Linked DNA regions of Mus musculus: all the other regions are linked to region 2. The links are chromatin loops, found by intact Hi-C in ENCODE. Cell type or tissue: left cerebral cortex. All regions are shown on one strand.

Evidence for each region. A loop is a pair of places that touch in the nucleus more often than their neighbours do. Peaks named below come from ENCODE experiments on the same cell type or tissue, not always from the same donor. Only the 100,000 strongest peaks of a DNase experiment are listed, where the experiment ranks them.
Region 1: a loop joins it to region 2, with 8 times the contacts of the local background. A loop is called at or near these places in 41 of 42 quality-filtered maps.
Region 3: a loop joins it to region 2, with 5 times the contacts of the local background. A loop is called at or near these places in 11 of 42 quality-filtered maps.

What each region holds. Positions count from the first base shown.
Region 1 is chr3:14,871,450-14,876,449 of GRCm38, forward strand. It overlaps Car3 (carbonic anhydrase 3), which reads left to right. Exons shown (of 7, transcript NM_007606.3): 7 at 93-932. The coding sequence ends at 212. Among named protein-coding and RNA genes, the nearest start is that of Gm41999, 9.9 kb to the left of the region's middle. In left cerebral cortex, CTCF peaks have their summits at 179 and 3,123 (motif pointing right); DNase peaks (open chromatin) are centred at 121 and 3,126.
Region 2 is chr3:15,192,003-15,197,002 of GRCm38, forward strand. No RefSeq gene overlaps it. Among named protein-coding and RNA genes, the nearest start is that of Gm33819, 37 kb to the left of the region's middle. In left cerebral cortex, a CTCF peak has its summit at 2,573 (motif pointing left); a DNase peak (open chromatin) is centred at 2,564; H3K27ac peaks cover 551 bases.
Region 3 is chr3:14,677,465-14,682,464 of GRCm38, forward strand. No RefSeq gene overlaps it. Among named protein-coding and RNA genes, the nearest start is that of Car13, 38 kb to the left of the region's middle. In left cerebral cortex, a CTCF peak has its summit at 1,908 (motif pointing right); DNase peaks (open chromatin) are centred at 858 and 1,928.

The DNA of each region.
Region 1 (5,000 bases), 320 kb before region 2:
TACAAACTCAGGACCTATCCCTGGAGCCTGGCTGTGGTTTGTCTGGCCAGTTAGAAAGCCTGTGGTTTCTAACAGTCTGCTTCCTCTTGCAGATGGCCAAGCTGCGCAGCCTCTTCTCCAGCGCAGAGAATGAGCCCCCGGTGCCTCTGGTGGGGAATTGGCGCCCTCCTCAGCCTGTCAAGGGCAGGGTGGTGAGGGCCTCCTTCAAGTAAGGCTCTGAGCTTGCCCTCTTCGGGCAAGAAACTCTGCCCCTGAAGAGCCTGCTTGTCTCCTCCTGGTGCTCCCTACTCCAAGCTGTCCGACAACACCTAGAGGAAGAGGAGAAGCAGTCACATGCAACCGCAGTGCCTTTTGACATGATCTCACCCAGAAGCATGAATTTCACACCTAACATTCTTAATAACCACCTGTTCTAAAAAAAAATAATAATAATTAGTATTTCTAGTATGAATTCAGTGAGGAAGAAATAGATGGAAAAATAGCGATAGAGAACAGTGGCTCACTGAGCATATTAGACTCAGAATCTCAGCACTCCTACTTTCAGGCTGAGTTACAAATACTACAGAAGTGATGGGCCCATGCTATGTATCCGGGTATGGAGGAGTATGCGGACCTTACCACACTTAAGTGAAAACACACGTTAACATCATTGTAGATCTCAAAAACTGAATTCATAATGTGTTTTACTTCAAATAATACCAGCGATAATCCATCACTCGTTAAAAATTTGCCTACTACCAAGTTTGCCTGGTTTTAGTCACCTATAAAACACACCCATGAAGCCAGGTGTTTTAAAATGTTTGATCCAGCATTTAAATTTCTTCTTCATAAAGATGGTTTTCTTTGCCCAAAGTAGAGCCATTTATTTTTTATTTCACTACTTTAATCTTTGCATGCCTATTAAAAACAAAAACAAACAAACAAAAAAAAAACAAAAACAGCAACAACAAAAAAAACTGTGTCAGGTGTCTTTTGAGTTGGAGGCTGGGATGTCTGGTTCCTGGAACAGGAAGGAGGGAATGTCAACACTGAAGCCAAGAGCTTGCATTGATCACAGAAACAATAAAAGACAGATGGCAAATGAAAAGAATGTGTGTCTTTTCCTTAAACTGAAAATTCAGGGTAAGTCACTTGTTTTAAGGTAACATATGAAGTGACAAGCTTCACTATGGCAGTGTCATTCGTGTTAGTGATTATGCTTAGTTATAACTCAGCCCTCCATCACTGCCCTCTCCAGGTGACAGCTTCCCACAAAGTCCCCTCCTCTGCTTTAATAGGAATTCCATTGGCCTTCTTCTTTAAGATCTCTTTCTCCCCTTCATGATCCCTTTTCTAGTTTCACGACTACACACATATGTCTACACACATATAATTTTAATTCTGATTTATATGAATGAAAGGAGATATTCAGTATTTATCTTTCTGAGGGCAAGGCAATCGGTAAGGGAGTCAGACCAAGCTGCCAACCTGGGCAGTGGGTGTTGGCCCATCTCATCATGTGAGTGCTCCCAAAGCATTAAGTCAAAGTTGACGAGGACTCTGGGATCCAGGCCAGTGCTATGAGCTAGTGCTCTTTTTAGTCATAACAGAACCTTTTATATCATCTTTTTAAAAAATGTACAAAAAAGTACCACAAAATGACATGTCCCGACAGTGCAGGAAGACATATATCGACTTTTGATACATTTAATGTTTCTAAACACAAAGTCCAGTTGCACAGCCAAAAGGTGGTTATCTTTCAGCTCTGAGTGGCTGATGTGTTAGTGACTGTAGAAAAGGGTAGCAATAGGCAGTGAGAACAGTCCTGGGTCCGGGAGCCCCGAGGCACTGGAAGTCAGACCATGTGATAAAGTCCTGTGAGGCTGGAGTTATTTAATAGATTACCACTTGGGTGAGGCAAAACCAGGTTGGTCAGTGTGAAGAGGATGTGTTAATTAAATCCCTTGAAATTAGGAGGTGTGGAGCTCTGATCATTAGTGGTAATACACAAGCTGCTTGTCTCAGGGCATTTAGCTTGTAATGTTCAGAGCTCTGTAAAGACTGTATCCATTATTTAAGCTATGTCTGGGAGGCACGTGGTCTCACACTGATTAAAAATGGTTACTATTCTAGTGCCTGGCTGGACAAAGCTAGAGGAGGCTGTCTCCCTGGACCTTGTGGCTGTGCTCCACGAGGGCATAGGCTCTATTTCCACCATGGGCATGGCACCATCGGCACCTAATACTGTGTCCAGAAGAATTGAACCACTTGCTAAGGTTTAGGTGAACAGATGATATCATGAAAAAGGTTCACTGCCACAATAAACGTCTTTTGGAGTATTGAAAGCTGATACGTGCTTCTGCATTCAAGGGCCACCATTTTCCAGATTGAGTACAGGCCTCCAAACAATTGCACCTCAGGCAGTAGAGCTTGTAGAGCAGTTTGCCATGAGCTGCCATCTAAAATGGCTCTGGAACCCGTCAGCCTTATTCTTCTGGGTATAATTGCAGGTATCTTAGCATTTCAAAGTGGGGAGAAGCCAATGGTCAGATAATGGTGTGCTTGAAAGCCTGCAGGGAGGATGGCAGCAGGTGGTAGGCTGAGGGGTGCAAATACTTTCTAGTTCCTACATTTATAAATTATTATAGAACTGGGGACTCCAATGTAAAACATTTCAAAATTCAAATAACTGACTCATTTCGTAGACAAGTGAGAACTATTCTACGTAGACAGTGTATGTGTAGACAGCTACAGTTCTCAGCATCTAACTGGGGCCATTTATGTCATTAAACAAATCTTATTGAGATGAACAAGTCCTAAATAGGTACATAAGATACAAGAATAACAACCAACACAAGCAAAATTAACCTAAAAAATTAGCTGCATAGTCCAATAACACATTAGCTGCATTTACTGAAAATTAGTTCTAGATATTCTTCAATTTAAGAATGAACTCTGGGCACGTATAGTATATAATTTAGCATAAAATATAAAATTATTAATAATAAACAAGAACTCTATATGCCAGATTTTGTTCACATTTAATGTATGAAAACTTAATGAATTTTAATAGATGAATCCCTGGGAGTGAGACTTAAATTGTAAGATCTAACCATGTTTACATGTTATTTTCATTTTGGGCACTAGATGGCGATAAAATCTCTGTTGCAAATTAATAGCTCTTAAAGCCACCCTATGTTACAATCACGTAGATGTCTAAGTTGCTAAGTTTTTCAAACTACTTTGAACTGACATCATGTTTCCTTTGCTTACAGGTTTAATATTTTCTATTAATAGTGACTGATCAAAAAGATGAAGGATTTTTACTTATTCATAAGAATCTTAACTGAAAAAGGGAGGTGAGGCTAACTGGGAAGCACTCACTGGACTGCGAGACTGATAAACACTGAGCATATAAGGTCCTATCCCGTATGTAGACAGATGGGAAAAATCACACAGCGTCTGCTGGACAGGAGCCTACGGGGGACTGTAGTCTGCGTGCCTGTGTGGAGGAAAACAGGATCTATAGGGAGAGTTAAAGAATTAAGTCAATACACTTAAAATATAACGAAGTGTCATTCTGACAAATTTCTCAGTAAGAGTTAACACTTATCCTTTTAAAATTAATTTTACTTCATGTTAGAAAATGTCTAATGGCTTATTACAATCCCAAGTTCCCGCTTTCATGTAGCTGTTTGCAGTGTTAGGGATCTAGACTTCATCTGTTCAGACGAGAGAAAGAGGTATGAGCATTCTCACTTAATTCTGCTTATATTTGGTGAATTTCTTTAAAATTGTGTGTGTGTGTGTGCACTTAGGTAGGTAGTTCAGTGGTATGTGTGTGCACATAGGTAGGTAGTGCAGTGGTGTGTGTGTGCAGTTAGGTAGGTAGTTCAGTGGTGTGTGTGTGCACTTAGGTAGGTAGTGCAGTGGTGTGTGTGTACACTTAGGTAGGTAGTGCAGTGGTGTGTGTGTGTGTATGCACTTAGGTAGGTAGTTCAGTGGTGTGTGTGTGTACACTTAGGTAGGTAGTGCAGTGGTGTGTGTGTGTGTGTGTATGCACTTAGGTAGGTAGTTCAGTGGTGTGTGTGTACACTTAGGTAGGTAGTGCAGTGGTGTGTGTGTGTACACTTAGGTAGGTAGTGCAGTGGTGTGTGTGTGTGTGTGTATGCACTTAGGTAGGTAGTTCAGTGGTGTGTGTGTACACTTAGGTAGGTAGTGCAGTGGTGTGTGTGTGTACACTTAGGTAGGTAGTGCAGTGGTGTGTGTGTGTGTGTGTGTATGCACTTAGGTAGGTAGTTCAGTGGTGTGTGTGTACACTTAGGTAGGTAGTGCAGTGGTGTGTGTGTGTGTGTGTGTGTGTGTATGCACTTAGGTAGATAGTTCAGTGGTGTGTGTGTGTGTGTGTGTGTATGCACTTAGGTAGATAGTTCAGTGGTGTGTGTGTACACTTAGGTAGGTAGTGCAGTGGTGTGTGTGTGTGTATGCACTTAGGTAAGTAGTTCAGTGGTGTGTGTGTGTACACTTAGGTAGGTAGTGCAGTGGTGTGTGTGTGTGTGTGTGTGTGTGTATGCACTTAGGTAGGTAGTTCAGTGGTGTGTGTGTTCATGCACTTTTGGAAGTCAATTCTTTCCTTCTATTACATGGATCTTGAGGAATCAAACTTAGGTCTTTAATCTTGGCAGCAGGAGACTTTACCATCTGCTAGCCCAGTGATGATATTTAAAAGCAAAATATGCAGCAGAGGAATACTGAACCAACACATTGCCTAAAGAGGTAGTTTAGAGGAAGGTTAAATAATTTTTCATGAGGAAGTTTCTGCTTTGGGAGCTCTGTTCTTACTGTACAAGATGTGCGATTGGTGAGACTGACATCCAGAAAATCAGGCAGAGAGCAGAGGCCAAAGAGTTATAATGTTCATTTCTCTTCGACACTGGCTTTTCAAATGTCATGAAACAGGGTCCCCAAGGTGCTTCATGATGGGGGAAAGTCCATCTGAATATTGAAGGCAGAAAGACTCC
Region 2 (5,000 bases):
ATTCTTAATTGTCAAGAAAGCTAACAAGGTTTCTAAATTTAAGACTTATTACTTAAATATATAAAAACTGCTTAGTTACAATTTTATGTCTATGAATTTAAAATGTTTCTTTTTTTCTTTTTCATGAAAATGAAGTTTGTTATAACTGCTACATACGTACATAAAATGTATTTCAGGGAGCTATCATGGGATGTTTCACTGTACGTACCAATATGTAAATTTAAATCAGGCAAAAAAAATCTGTCTCCAATATTTTTCATTTGTAACTAAAATACTAAATAATCCATGTTTTCTTGCTTGTAATATAGATCACATTACTGCCCACAACTGTGCAGTGACACTGGGGAGTGAACCCCTTACTTTTCCTAACAACTTTAGCACCATCAACAACCTCTCCTCCCCACCTCCCCCCTGCCCCCAGCCTCCAGTAACCGGCTTCCCCTCAGTTTCCCTTGGCAATGCTCTGGCTGTTTGCTTTCTTATTAATGCAACATTTTCTCATACATAAATTTCATCTGTCATCGCTATTTTGTTTTAATGCTTAGTGATGACACTGCAGTAAGGTGGTTGTGGTTGGACTGAAACTACTACCATGGGCGTCTTACCAGCCCACCAGGAAATTGTCTTCATAAAAGACATTTTTTAGCACAGCCTGGAAGTTCTCAGTCACAGACAGTGACTCCTGGGATGTTTCTTTGCATTTATAGATTAAGTGTATTTCTTGAAGAGTTAAGACTAGAAAACAAACAAACAAACAAACAAACAAACAAACAAAACTAAAAATGACCTGAAAGAACATCCAAAGACTCTCCTTTCCTTTCAGCTGTGATGTCATGGTATCTGACACTAAACTACTCTCAATTACGAAACTTTAGATAAAAGTAAACAAACAAAAACTGGAAAACTGTTTCAAAGTAGTCAGTCATATCTATTCCTCATTGCCTTGGACATGAAGTCTTCTAATTTGATATCAAGAAAGCAATTAAGCTTCATGTAGTCTTTATATTTCTAATTAAGAATGTGTTCCTTTTAAGAATAAAACTTTTCATGGAAATGAGTTAGGATCATAGCATTTATTAATGTGTCTTAAACATTTATAGGGAATATGCACTATGTCCTGTACCATAATTCAGCATAATTTGGGGTTAGGCTGTTTCTTGTCCTATTTCTTGATGTAATGAGAGCAACAATTACCCAAATAGTGAGAGGTTCTAGCAGATCTCTGAAGCTGCTGAACATAAAATGGTAGTGACTATATACATTGGGCAACTTCAGAGAAATAGATGGCCTGTTTATTTATACTCACTAGCCTTTATACCCCACCCTTAGTCTGTATCACTTAGATGGCCACTTCTTAAAAGCTCCCGAGAGAGAGAGAGAGAGAGAGAGAGAGAGAGAGAGAGAGAGAGAGAGAGAGAGAGAGAGAGAGAGAGAGAGATTTTGGCCTGTCTTGCATAATACCTACTATAGTTGTCACCAAGGTTCTCTGCATAGTTTTGCCCTTCTTATACCCTTGGCAAAGACAGTATTTCCAGACCCTATTGCTAGTAAAGACAGAGCCTCAGCCTACGTCTTTAACACCAAATAAGGCACTGTGCCATAGACTTAATGTTCTTCTTATTTTATTTGGGTTTCACAGAGTGAGGCTTGCAAAGAGTCTTGAGGCATACAAATTTATTTTGTAGGAGAAATTCAGGTTCTCAAATTACTGATTTTTCAAATTTTATTTTCATGGAATTTCCAGGAATTGTTTAGTTTTATGGACTGAACTTTTATTTTTGTTTCTTTTCTTCTCTCTGTCTCTCTGTCTCTGTTTCTATCTCTCTCTTTCTCCTTCTCTGCTTTGTTTTAATTTCTATAGATGCACATACCTTTGTTCTTTTATTCATTAATAAACCAATATGAATTACATTAGTATTCTGTTCATTTCATCCTTTATCATTTTTATATAATATCCTTTTCTGCTTTGGAATTCTATCTGGGATATCACAATCCATTTAGATATTATGTCTTTATGGATTTCTCTAGGACATGACAGTTTCTTAGTCACTCTTTGGTTTTGTCAATGTGATGGTTTTGAATTTTATTGGTTCATAGAACTTCTCTGAATTTTCGAATATCTTGAGATTAGTTAATCAGATGATAGCCAGAAGGTAGTAAGTGACAATTTAAAACTATATGATTACTACAGATTAGTTGAAGGAAATTAGGAAGAATTAACTATTTGCAGATTTTAGGGGGTAGAGAAAACGAGTAACAATTAGAGGGTGCAGGGGTTGGTTATTAATACTTGATCTTTGGTGTTGTTTTAAAAATCCAATTATGAATGATAGAGTTTCTGATTTAAAAAAAAAGCTTTCTGAGACTTTATTGCTCAAATTGTCTCTGATTTGGATAGGTAGCCATCAGTTTTTACTCTAAAAAAAGGAAAGACAAAACGAGCAAGGCCGTCTTCATCAGTGAGCAAGTGCCGTGACCGCTTTCAACTGAATTGCAGTTCCCACTGCTGTCATTTCTTCTTGGACGCACTCATGAACAGATTGCTTTTGCATAACTGCCTCGCCATCTGGTGGCAACATGTGGAAACGAGAAGGATCAGTCTGGAGATGTGAGCTGAGCAAGCTCTTTCCCTTGAAGAGGATACTTGATGAGATATACCACTTTTCTAAAACATTATACCATCATAATTTTACACCTTTATTGACCAACCATGTTTACCAAATTGACTCTCTATGTCAAGGGGAAGGCCAGTTTCTGAATCTCATATTCTAGCTGAAAATGACTTTGGTAAAATTTTCTAAGATTTCTAATCTGGCTTCCTGTGACACTCTCTTATTTATTTATTTTCAGAAACCACAAATTACAAGTCCTTGACAAATAATCATAAAATAAGTATTAGGCATATTGATTATTATGAAACATGTGTGAAATGTGTAACCCTCATAGTCCATCAAGCCAATGAAAAGGAGCAGAAATTGTTTCAATATTAGCTTAGGCCTACCACTAACTATGGTTGTCTGTTCCAAGTAGAATTTGTACCCTCCTTTGGTTTGTCTCAGAGATAGCATGGGCATGGATCAGCTACCATGATAGTGATTCAGCTACCATGTATAGCACGTCCTGGGGAGACAGGGACACAAAGCAGGTGCTGGAAGATGTAATTTTTGCTGGCTTCACTTTTGATTTTGAAATGTCTGTTGGCTCATTCTTGCATCAATCACAGAACTATTGTTTATAGTCTTCTGCTTACCAGACATGTTCCAGTTCACTGCTCCTTCTCTGGACCCTGAAAAACAGAGAGTGATACAAAAATATGTTGGAATTAATTTTGTGTTTCTGGATTCTTGAGAAACATACATCCATCATTCTTAGAAGCAATACACATTGAGCAAGTCTTTTCAAGAAAGAAGAGTAGATTTGATGGATGGAAGGAGAGATTACTTAAATTCCAGTGTCCTGAGGGATGCCACACATGTTTCAGGGGAGCATGTAGTTGTATAACTCCTGACTACTGGATATGGGAATTCTTATGCCTTCTAACCACTGTATTTTGCCTTACCCTGGAGTTAGAGTTGGTAAACATTTCCTAAACCACAGACTCATTGATTGAGACTATTCTCAACTACATGTTAAATAAGATTTTTGCTCTTTAATTTATCGAAGAATGTTATTGAACGTCTGCTTCATAACCTCAGATAAGTAGGTCACTGGTAATGGTAATAACTTGATGACTGTCTTGTAGGTGTTTGCATTGTGTCAAACATGGCCTGCCATTCAAATGTACACTCAACAAATATTTTTAATGCTGTTTTGCACTAAATATATGTAGGTGTGTGACCTGTGGAGATCCAGCAAAAAGGCATAAACGTTCCTGCTCTCTGGAAACTTACAGTCTGGTGAAGAGAAGCAGACACACAAATGCACAAAACAAATGAGTAAAAAGAATTAGCCAGCACTGAAGGCTACTTTGGGCCATTTGGTCAGAAGCTAGCTCTGTCTGAACAATGAGAATCCTGTTAGATGTATATGTCACATGTATGTGAGTCCAGTTAAGGATCCAGCTAGGGCAGATGGAGGAAAACAAGCTTGTAATATGTTAGAGATAGCAATTCTTCAAATGAAGGTTTTTATTGTTCTTGGATCCATCCTCGCCAAGAAGAGACAGTTTTCAGCTAGCAATCTGACAACCCAGATCAACCCAGCTGTGTTCTGTACACCATCACATGGATTCACAATAACTTCTTGCTCAACATAATCCTGTACCCAGAGAGTAGCTTGAAAGAAGCCTGTGTGACCTTTGAGCATCTGTTGGGAATGTTAGCATAGTTTGCTTGTTGTACCAGACACTGCACACAAAGTTCTTTTGGTTTCATTTTCACAAGGAGTAAGTAGTATTTTTATTTTATAGACATGTGAGCTGTGCAACATGCCTCATAAACAGCTCAGATTTCACACTCAGATTTCTTTTGAACATCAAAGGAAAGAGAAACAGAAGAGCCATGGCCAGTGATACTCTGTTTAGAAGCAATCTTAACCTAGGGAGCCACTGAGGAGTCTTAGTATTCAGTAGGAACTATAGCCATGTGTCTGTGTCCAGCATGTACCTGCCTTCCCATACTCACCAACCTGCAGTAGTTGATACCTTCTCATTTCTGAAAGATGATATTTCTACAAAAATCACTCTTAATATAGGTGTGGCTCTGAAGGGGATATTCATTTAGCCTTAAAAAGTTAAGCCTCAGAAATTAAGAAAAAGATATATACGTATATATGTTTTTAAACTATGTAAAACAAGAAATGACCAATTTATGTTTTTTTGTTGTAAAAAAAAGCATTAAAAAAGAATGAAGTTATCTGCCAAGAAATTTGTCATTCATATGAAGTAAAAATAGTATAAGGTTATTCTTGTTGGAGTAAGTAGTTATGTATAATATAAATTTCCATTTTGAGAATGAAACTAAAAAAGAAATTCAGATTATCCCAGAACTGGGGAGATGGCT
Region 3 (5,000 bases), 510 kb before region 2:
ATCTTCTCAGGGTGGGTGTAGGTCAATTCTCAGGCAGGTGTGGATTTAAGTTGAATTCCAGAAAGGTTCAAGTTATGATCTAGTCAAATGCTGAGACATAGAAATTAAAATTTTATGGAAAATAAAAGCGAACTTATTTTGACCTTGTAACAACAAGATGGCTACTGATATTAAGATGGAGTCAGGCTGGTTCACCCACCGTATGCCACATGCCCACCTGAACAAACTGCTCCTTGTCATGTACACTGCCAGAAAAGTTCCCTTGGTAAAATTCAGAGAGATTGAAACATTAAGAGGATATGCTTCATTTAATTCTTCCTAAGGGAAAAAAATCTTGGAGATAGCGATTTCAATATGCTAAAATTGCGTATGTTCCATTTTTTTAAAAGTAGATGACACCATTTTATTTATTTTTAAATCTCTTTTTCTTGAAGTTTGGGCTCATGTCCATTTACCTGTGGATGGCTCCCAGGGATCTTTGATAATGTGTCTAGACAGATTTCTCAGTGGTACTCACTGCCCATCCCCCTACCCAGATCCTCTCTGGAAATGGTGGCTCTCCCTGCAAACTCTCCTCAACAAGGGTGGCATTAGCTACTCAGGTCTCACAGTCTTCTGCCCATTTTCTGTCAAAACTATATAGATGTCCTTAGCAAGCTGCCTTAACATCTGCACAGCTGGTCCTGCCCCATCGCTGCTGTACACTTAATGTATAGCAGCCGGTGGGATTGTTACCCAGCAGGTCAAAGGTCTTCACACTGAGGAGCACCACTCAGATTCCCTGACCCAGAAAGTCTAGATGTGTCCTAGGGAATTCCTCATGATTTGAGCACTGCTGTTCTACCCACTCCCTTCCCCAAACCCCACCCTCTGTGCTGACTCATCAACACATCTTGCTTTTAGAACATTCTTTTTCATATTCCCTTGGAGTATTTTTCTCCACACAATTCATCTGGGTCGTTTTCTCATTCTTTTTAATGTTGCTTCCTCAAACTGACTTTCTGGAACCCTGCTCCTGAAGATGTGTTCCTGTTTGTTTCTTTTTGTTTTTCTTACCCCAGTTTCTTACTTTTTTCACAGTACAGTAAAATTAACAGCATAATTCAAGTATTTCTGCCTCCCTCCTCCCACCTCTCCCAGTCTCCACGCCTCTCTTCCCCTTCTCCCCCCTCCCTCTTTTCTTTGTCTCTCTTAAGGACAGTAGTTTTATTTTGTTAAATAGTGTTCTAGCATGACAGAACATGGTAAATACCAACAGATGATTATTTCGCAAGTAGTTTTTCATGGACATTAGAAAGAGTATATGGATTGCAGTGTAATTGAATTTCTGTTAGTTTTATGCTTCTATAGATGACTATGCATAGACTGAAAAATGTGCCTTCTTGTTTGTTCGGAGCTTGTTGTGTAGAGTAGGTTGGCATTGAACTCTTCAATGATTCTCCTTACCTCTACCAGCTGAGTGCTGGGACTGCCACAGTGTGCAACTCACTATTTGTTTGTTTGTTTAAGCTAGCTTTACTAATACATTATGTGCAAAGCTTTCTTCAACCACCCCTCAAAAGACACTACAGCTTTGGGGTGTTATTGCATGAGTGGACATGGACATGTAAAATACATAAGTTTACAAACTCTTTCAGTGTTGTTTCATACTTTGAACTGCTGTGGCCATTTTGATAACATAAGGAACACATTTAGTTCCTCACACCATACCTGTTAAAACAGCATTGTGGTGAGAGACATGTTCCAGAAGAGACCCCAGGAGAGTGTGAGCGGGCGCGAAAGTAACTCTTGCAGAAAATGAGAACGCGAAGGAAAAGTGATTCTAGCCTAGCAGCGGGTAAGGAAACGTTAACAGGGGAAAAGAAAATCCAGGGAAGTTCTTCTAAAAACCTCCATGTTTCATCCTCTTTGTAACCAGGAGGTGGCACTGCTGGCGTATAAAACTGATACTCTCTGAGGATGCAGACCAGGTAAGTATGTGGAAAAGTAGAGAGGGCAGCTTAAAACCACCACTTTGCTCACTCTGGTCAGCGCAGATTCCCAGCTCCTTCCAGACAGCATTTCCTCTTTATTGCTAAGACCCGCAGGGACTGTTTCATTGATGCTTATTAGTAACTCAAGCACACTTAGTGTCTTGTAGTTTCTTTGCTCTCATCTGTCTCCCTCCTCCCCTTGCCTCCATGTGTATCTCCTGGCCATCCTCCTCAGGGAGCAGCAGCCTGCCACCTGTTCTGGTACCACACACTCCTCTGGGTGCCACACAGATCCCGCGGGACCCTGCTTCTGCAGCTGCCAGGGAGGAGAGAGGTTGGGGGAAAGTTCATTAACAGTAAACAGCCTGCGCGGCCTCCCCTGGGGTGGGAGTGGGGGATGGGGGAGAGTTTCATAAGGGGAGTGGTCTCAGGTGCAAACCGCTGGATTTAAGTCCTGCTATCAATGCTAGGAGAGGGGCTTCACCTGCACCCCTCTACATAATTCTTTCCCAAGTTTTCGGCAAATAGAACCCTATGCGTGAGTACTGGGTTAACCGAGGGCCTGAAAGCAATTACGCAGGTGAATGCCAAAGGCTCATTTATTACAGGCTTCTTTTCCACAGCCCATCGCCAAGCCCAGCTCCGCTTTTCTGCTGCTAAAGAGGAAGACCTTGTGGTCGGAGCTCCAAGTAGTCTGCTATCTGGTTCAGCTTCACGGTTCCCCTCGTGTCCCATTCACATAACCACCCACCCACCCACCCACCCACCCACACAGTTCTACTCCTTAAAAGACATTTTTGGAATTAAAGAAAACAGACATACAAAATTTCTGGGACTTTGGTTATAATTTTGAAGCTCAGAGGCCCAGGAACTCCGTTTTTTTCAAATAAATGTCTTTCTTGTGTTTTGAGGGCCTCGGTTAACTCAGCCATAACCGAGATATCCAAGCCAGCCTATGAGCACTATTGATGGAATATCTGAAAACCTCTTTTTAAATGTATTTACTTATGATGATGACGATGACGACGACGTCAACGACGACGATGACGTCGACGACGACAATGTGTAGGGGTATTTTGCCTGCATGTATGTCTGTGTACCACTTGTGTGCCTGGTGCCCTCGGAAAGCAGAAGAGGGTGTTGTAAAAGGAGTTACAGAAGGTTGCGAGGAGCCACCATGTGAGTGCTGGGGACGGAACCAAAACCTCTGGGAAAGCAGACAATGCTCTTAACCACTGAGCTCCATCTGACTGAGTACTTTTAAAGTTGAGGTTAACAGTAGTGGCCATGACAGAAGGGTGATGAGTAAGGTAAAATAGCTGGCGAATGCCACCACGTTTCTTACCATCATCGGCTCTCACTCTCTAGTCATAAAAGTGGAATATCATCTTGCAGAAGGCATTGTTCTTTTTTTTTAAATTGGATTTTTAAATTATGTACATTTCAAATGTTATCTCCTTTCCTGATTCCCCCCCACAGGAAAAAAAAAAACCCTCCCTATCCCATTCCCCCTCCTTCTGCTTCTATGAGGGTATGCCTCCCCCACTTCCGCTTCTCCGCCCTCACATTCCCCTACATAGATGTATCGAGCCTTCACGGGACCAAGGGTCTCTCCTCCAATTGATGTCCATCCTCTGATACATATGCAGCTGGAGTCATGGGTCCATCCATGAGTACTCTTCGGATGGTGGCTCTGGGAGCTCTGGTTGGTTGATATTGTTCTTCCTGTGGGGTTGCAAACCCCTTCAGCTCAGAAGGCATTGCTCTTAAAGTAATCACAGTTGACTTATAGACAATTCTGCTAGCTCTGCCCAACATCATTAAACACAGCCATGTGTAAGCTAGGTGCAGCAGCCCATAGAGGACTGTTACCCCAGCCTCTCCTCTTTCTCCTCCTCCCCACACTCCTCCTTTTCCCACTCCTCCTCTCCTCTCCTCTTCTCTTCCTCCTCTTCTCCATCTCCTTCTTCACTCTCACTCTGTGTTCCTACAGGCTCCTGGCTGGTCTCTCTTCCTCTCTCTTCCTGTCCTTCTCTGTCTACCTCTATTTCAGGTCTCTGTTCCCTCCCTCACAATAATTCTTCTTTATGACAGGTCTGTCACATGTCATGATTCCTTAGGGGGACATCTCAGCATGATTCTGCCAGGTATTCCCTTACTCCTGCCACATTGTATTGCTTTATATTTCATATGATTACCACAGTGCTTGAGATGCCTAATAAACATGACCTAATAAACATGACCTGTGCGCATGCTGCCAATCAAGGAGATGCAAGAACCTGGGGCCTGATTCCTGTTAGATTCTGACACTAGGTGACACTACTGACATTGTCAACAGATCGTACCATCCTGAGAAGGTAGGTGGGTCAGATATTAATCTCTTAAGACTGTAAGTATGAGAGCATGCCTTGAGAGACAAATTAACAGTACATCAGTGCTATAAAATCTTCAAGGCTTTAATCAAGACATTTAGATAGCAGTTGGGCCAGCATGGTTTACTGATTTGACTCATTGAAGTTGATAGTAAAGGAGATACTGTATTTAAGAAGCCTCTGCTTCTAGTGGAGATAGGAAACAAGGGACTCTGCCTCAAAAGTCAGAGCAGAAAGGGGAGATGGCAGGAGGGTATCTGCAGAACTAGGAACCGGAGAAATAAAAACAGGTCAAAATGGATCGCCCTACTGCTCATACTGTATTTATGTCAGGTGACATAGAAATAAGCATTTTCCCCTTCTCATCAAATTTTAAGTTTACATATAGTTTTATAAACTTGCATATAACTTTACATATATTTCAAGTTTTATTTAAATCCCATATCTAATTTGAATGTGACTAGAGCACGTGGCTACAACAGAAATGCAGTGTACATTCAGGAGGAATGGAGCCTTTGAGAATCACATTAGAGGTGTTAGAGGGGGCATAACTGCCTTTTAGCAAGTATTAAGAGAGGGATAGGGCCCCAGGAGAAGGCCTGTCTGCCTTGTTGTTTGCAGTGAATGCATCTGATTGGGAGGGCTCTGATCAGGA